2 separate regions of the Homo sapiens genome follow, and region 2 is linked to region 1. The links are chromatin loops, found by intact Hi-C in ENCODE. Cell type or tissue: ascending aorta. All regions are shown on one strand. Each heading gives the region's core, and the rest is flanking DNA. Links, peaks and the distances in the headings are about the cores only.

The links. Hi-C counts contacts between places; a loop is a spot of excess contacts. Peaks named below come from ENCODE experiments on the same cell type or tissue, not always from the same donor. Only the 100,000 strongest peaks of a DNase experiment are listed, where the experiment ranks them.
Region 2: a loop joins it to region 1, with 1.9 times the contacts of the local background. A loop is called at or near these places in 2 of 110 quality-filtered maps.

Annotation. Positions count from the first base shown.
Region 1 is chr1:3,274,976-3,277,870 of GRCh38, forward strand. All of the region lies in intron 3 of PRDM16 (PR/SET domain 16), which reads left to right. It overlaps LOC124903828 (collagen alpha-5(IV) chain-like), which reads left to right. Exons shown (of 2, transcript XM_047436627.1): 1 at 1-2,895. Among named protein-coding and RNA genes, the nearest start is that of MIR4251, 150 kb to the left of the region's middle. RefSeq lists an enhancer at 279-1,478. In ascending aorta, for the core only: no CTCF peak of the experiment used is centred there; DNase peaks (open chromatin) are centred at 776 and 1,166; H3K4me3 peaks cover 1,404 bases; H3K27ac peaks cover 2,500 bases.
Region 2 is chr1:3,129,097-3,131,991 of GRCh38, forward strand. The region is part of intron 1 of PRDM16 (PR/SET domain 16); the gene reads left to right. Among named protein-coding and RNA genes, the nearest start is that of MIR4251, 2.6 kb to the left of the region's middle. RefSeq lists an enhancer at 1-68. In ascending aorta, for the core only: a CTCF peak has its summit at 1,440; no DNase peak of the experiment used is centred there; H3K4me3 peaks cover 115 bases; H3K27ac peaks cover 2,268 bases.

The DNA.
Region 1 (2,895 bases), core at 143-2,642:
GAAGGGTGTTGTGAATGCTTGCCATGTACCGACAGCAAGGTTGGACTCTGAGCATCCCCCAGCCCAGCAGGAGCACGGATCTGGCTGGCTCCCAGGTGCGCCTGGCAGAGCCATTCTGGACGCTTAGGTGAAATGTGCCGCCAGGCACTGGGAGCAGGAGGCGGGCCCAGTGGAAGTCATAAATTACTATCTCATCATATAAGTCTTTCCTTTCTCATTAATTTTGCCTGGTAAATGAACCTGAGTTTGCCAGAATCCAGCCAAGTGAGTAACATCGGCCTGTCAGCCATGGGCTTGACAGACCTTGTACGTAACAAGTTCCCGGAAAGGATCAACCGGATATCGGGAATGAAAAAGTGGGGGCACCCCGTCCCATAGACACAGGCCAACCCAGCCTTCGCTCCTTCCTGCCTGCCTGTCTCTCCCTGGCCCCTCTGCCCACCCCTACCCCGCTGCAGGACACCCCCAAGATGAAAGGGCAAGGAGAAGGAGGGCCTGGGGGACCTGGCTACCAGGACTTCCGGACAAACAGTTGTCAGGCACTCGGCATGCCCCGAGGTGGGGGGGTTCAGGACGGGTCACCCTGTCCTGGTGCAGGCAGCACTCCTCGGTGGGGGCAGTTTTGGGCACAGTGCTCGAACCAAACGCCAGAGCCGGTCCTGCCCAGTGCTCCAGTTCCCTCAAGAACTCCATCCGGTCCCCTCCAGGAGAGACCGGGCAGGGCTCAAAGGGACCTTCCTCCTGGACTTTAGGTGACCTTTTGCTGAGGGTGACGTGAGAACCACCAGTGAGAGCCAGGGGGGCGGGAGGGGAGTCATTCCAAACTGGGGAGAGCCGTGCACATCCAGCGTGGAAGTGGGTGGCACCCAGCCAGGCCCTAGTCTCTTCTCGTGGGGCCAGCGTCTGAAGATGCCCTCCCAAGCCATTCACATTGCGGCCAAGACCATGTTTCCCTTTCTCTGTGACCCAGCTGCGCCCTGTGGGTCTGTGCACTCCAGCACACGCGTGCCTGCTGCGGCCTCCCCGGTCTCTCTCACGCCGTGGGTGCCATTTCCGCTCTGCCGGCTTTGGTCTCCGGACACCACGTCGTGTTGACAATTACCCACAGCCAGGACTTGCCAAAACCTGGAGTTGAAAGGGCTTCAAGGGGGGAGAAACCAACTGGAAAGCTGTTTTCTGTTAAGGCAGGTTTATTTTTCCTTGCAATTATGTCTGACTAAAATGTCCTTGTGCGGGAGTCACTTCCCAAGAGAGGTCTGATTCATCCTGCCCTGGGCAGCCCCCCGGCCCCCGCCATCCTCGCCAGGCCTGCCATTGGGCCCGCGGTGGGAGTCCTGGTCTCAGCACCGCAGACTCCAGCAGCGACCAGGCCTCTTGAGGGGCTCTGTGGGTCCATCCCAGGATGGAAAGCACCCCTGAACCTCTGGGAGCTCAGGAGGGGAGCGTGGACTCTGCTCGTGCCCGGCCCTGAGCTGCCTCTGCTGTGGGAGCCTCTCATACCTACATGAAGTCAGCTGCATGAAGACTGGCCAGCGACCCGGACCCGCCCGCAGGAAGGCCCCACGGCCCTAACTCCGCCGGTGTCTGACCCCGAGCTGTCCCAGCCCATGGCCTAGAGGAAGCCCAGGGTTCACATCCCAGGGAAGCTGCAGGGCCTTGGCAGCATGTTCAGCTCGTCGGCCCCAGCCAGCTCGAGGTGCCGTGAACAGAGCCAGCGAGGGGTGCCGTGAACAGAGCCAGCGAGGGGTGCCTGTTTCCTCACGGTTTCCCCTTTCTCCCTGGAGAACAGCGCCAGCCGCCTTGTAAATCACCCCTTTGCCCCGTCTGACATCTCCTGTTGCCTGGGCCGCCTCGGCCTGGACCCTGAGGCCAACCTAGTGATGGAAAGAGAGCGAGCCCTAAAGGGGGCTGGGCTTGGTCAAGTTCAGCACTTCCTCCGCCATCTTCTCCCCATCCCCCATCACGACCCCGGGCAGCGTCTGCCTCTCGTCCCCGTGGTGTTTGCCATCACCAATCCGTTTGATTGATCATCTCGGTGGCCACAGGTTGGTAATAAAGCTGGTTTCAGAGCCTCTTGCATTTCCCCCAGGACCCCGTTGGCATGACAGGACTTGACACCAGCCATTCGTCACCTGCTGCCTGTGGTCTCTGCACAATGACCAGCAGACAGACAAGAGCCAGGCCAGGAGGAGGCTTCGGGAGAGGCTGGGCCTGTGCTCAGGGCTGAGTGAGACTAGTGGACGTGGCCGGCCCCATGCCTCTCTGTGCACGGCTGGATCTTGCAAACAGTCGAGTCCTGGCTGCTGCGCCACCCGGGGATGGCATCGTCTGTCACACGCTTCACTCTCCCTGTGGCGCACTGGCATCCACCATGCCCACCTCAGAGGCCAGGAGGCACGTCAGCCGGGAAGGCTGCAGGGAACCCCCAAGCCCAGGCCACCAGGGCCCTACCCTGCCATGGGGCGCACTTGCTCAGGCCTCTCCTCACCACAGGGTCTCTGGGTGCCTCTGTGAAGACAGGATCCCAGTACAGGAAAGCCCCAGGCTGGCCCCGACCCTCTCCTTTTCTGGGAGGAAAAATGGGTTTATGTTGTGAATCCGCTGAAGCCCCTGGGACGTTGTCCAGGGACAGGGTCAGTGAAAATGTCTCAAAGGTCGGGGACTGGGCACAACGAGGCATTGACCCCAGATGAATCCACAGAGCTCCCGGAGCAGGGGAAGTAGCCCTTGTTCACCCACATGCACACACACACGCGCGCACACACGCACACGCACACACATGCACACACGCGCACACACACGCACACATATGCACACACAAACGCACAGTTGTGAACACGAGCATATGCACATGCACACACGTGCACAGGCACATGTGCATAACCACTGTGTAAA
Region 2 (2,895 bases), core at 310-2,809, 150 kb before region 1:
GGTGTGCGTGCATGGGTGAGTGTGCACGTGCGTGTGTGGGTGTCCTGCCTGGCGTGCGTGTGTGGGTGGGTGTGGATCCTGCCTAGTGTGTGGGTGTGTGGATATGTGTACATGTATGTGTGTGTCTTGGCTGGTATGTGCATGTGGGTGCGTGTGTGTGGGTGTGTACATGTGTGTGTGTGTCCTGCCTGGTGTGTGCGTGTCAGTGTCCTGCCTGGTGTGTGTGTGGGTGTGTGTCCTGCCTGGTTGTGTGTGTGTGCGCACGTGGGTGAGTGTGTGGGTGCGTGTGCACGTGTGTGTGTGTCCTGCCTGGTGTGTGCTTGTGAGTGTGTGTATCCTTCCTGGTGTGCATGTGTCTGTGTGTGCATGTGTGTGTGTGTGTGGCCTGTGCACTCACAACACTGGCTGAACCACAGGGGTGTCGTCCAGGGCTGCTGAGGGCACCTGGGAAAGGAGCCGGGGCAGACCCTCCCTGCTGGGTGCTTGAAGCTGAGGGTCAGGACGGGATGGGGACCCGGGGCCCTTGAAGCAGGTTCTCCCAGGTCCTCCGCAGTTACGTGGGAGAGCCCAAGGGCCCTCAGTGCCACAGGTAGGGGCAAGGTCCTCCTCTAGCACTGCCCAGACCCTGTACGGAGCAGAAATCCCTGGAAGAGAAAAGAGAATTGGGGTTTCAGAACCCCTTTTTCCAAGGAAAGAATTTCTCTGCTCCCAACAGGAGCCTGTCTGATTCTCTTTCCCCCTCTCTGTCTCTCTCTGTCTGATTTTCTCTCCTCTCTCAGTCTCTCTCTCTCCTACTTCCCGCTTTTGCTTTCCCTCTTCCCAGGGCCCCAGCAGGGTCTCAGCCATTTGTATCCACTGAGGGCATCCAAAAGCGTTGATGGGCCAAGGCGACCAGCTGGGCTGGGAGGGCAGTGCAGGCGGCTTGTTCTGGGACAGTGAGGCCCAAGCACCCCAGAGGGAGGTGGAGACCCCCTGGGCAGACTCCTGCTCCCCCAACAGGTCCTGGGCTGCGTGCTCAGTGTCCAGGGTCAGGGGCTTGGGGACAGCTAGTGAGGAAGTCTTGGGTCTTGGTGAGAAGCCAGCAGAGCCCTCTGTCCCTGTCCTGTGCAGGACCAGCCAGACCTGGAGGCCGACTGCCAGAGGGGTTCCTAGGACCCCCGGGCAGGCGATGTGGACCGTGGGGTTCTGGGGAGAAGCTGGGGGCTCCAGGGCTGTGGTCTAAGCGCACCACTGTGCCCCATATCCCAGTGTGTCCTTTGCAAACTACAAACCCAAACCAAACACAACACCAGCCCTGGGGAGGCCAGGATAAGGAGCAAAGGCAGCCGAGAGGTGGGCCCTTCCTGCGGCCATGGGGCTTTGGAAACATGTGGAGACCTAGTTGGCCCCAGAGGCCGTCTCCAGGGCCCGCCCAGCAGCCCAGGGCTGCCCCCTGTCTATAGGTTTCCTCGCTGAAACATCAGTGCAATTTTAATTCACACTGCTGGACTTCAGGGGAGGGCTGATGCTTCATGCGCCCCACGCACAGCTCTGCGCTTTCTGTAACTCGCCGCCTTCTCTTTGGGGACGTTTGTCTTCAGTTTCTTAATTTTCAAGAGCCCATTACAGACGGATGTCACCTCCATTCCCTCAAATACTGTCGCCCTTTTCCCCCGTGAGCTGCATGGCCTTTTCCTTGGTGCGGGGGCGGTGGGGGGGCTGTTTTTTTTTTTTAATTTTTTATCTTTTCTGCTGCCGGCACACGGTTCTGGGTTTCACAGCGTCAGACCCACCAGCCCTTGCTCTATGCTCAGGGCTAGAACGCAGCCGCTTCCTTCTGCAGGTTGTGCCCTGTTCAGGTTAGGTGTGTTCCAGCACCTTCTGAGTTTGTGGGGTGGAGGAGAACCTGACCCGTCCGTGTTTATCCTGACGTGCAGACCGCGGGAGGGACGCTTGAACCGGGTCCTGCAGGGAGGCCCCTGCCCTTGTCTTCTGGCCACGCCATGGTGTGTGGCTGGCTCTGCCCTTGGCTTCCTCCGAGCTGTGCCGCAGCCACAGTTTTTGGTTGTTTTCGTTTTTTTCATCATCCTGATGATCCATATCAAATACTTAAACTCACAGAAAAGCAAGACTCCCTCTCTCTCTCTCAGACATTTCTCGTCATTGTCCAGTTGTCTGCATTTATTTTGCCTTTGAGAAAAACTTTGGAGCTGTTTTCTTCAAGTTAGAAAAAGGTTTATTTTGTAAAATTGTTATGTTTCTGTGTTTGAGTTAGGGGGACTGGACGCTTTATAACCTTTAATTCTTCCTGTGAAGGAATGTGAGGCGGCTGTCCATTTCTCAAGGTTCCTATCAAAATGGCTTTCGCTCACATTTTGTAGTTCCATTCACAGAGCTGTGACCCATTTCTTGCTGGGTTTTACTTCAAAGGATTTTTTAGCCAGAAAGTTAAAAAAAATCAAGTGGACATAATTAAAACTCTTATACTTCTTTATGCCTGTACTGCAGAAAAAATAATAATAAAAATAATGACAGTTCTAGCAACCATGAGCAAAATTTTTGCATGCCATTGGAAAAGCGAGGGTTGGTCACGCCTCTGGTCTGTCCGCTGCATGGTGATAAGCTGAGGCATCCCCATTTGAGGCTGAGGTGATGGTGTGGTGCAGGCCGCAGCTCCAGGCCCCGCAAACCTCACAGGGGAGGCCGTGGCCCAGGCTGCGTCCTGCAGTGACGCTGCCCTGGGGTCTCCAGGCAGCTCTCCTGGGACCCGCCTGCTTCCCCTCCACTGCCTTCCTCCTCCTCCCTCCTGGGCCTATGTCCTAGATAAGCCTGTTAAATTAGCCCCATAATACTTAAAATGCTAGTCCGTTTAATATGTAAACAATGACAATTTTTTTTCAAAGGGTTTAGGATTTA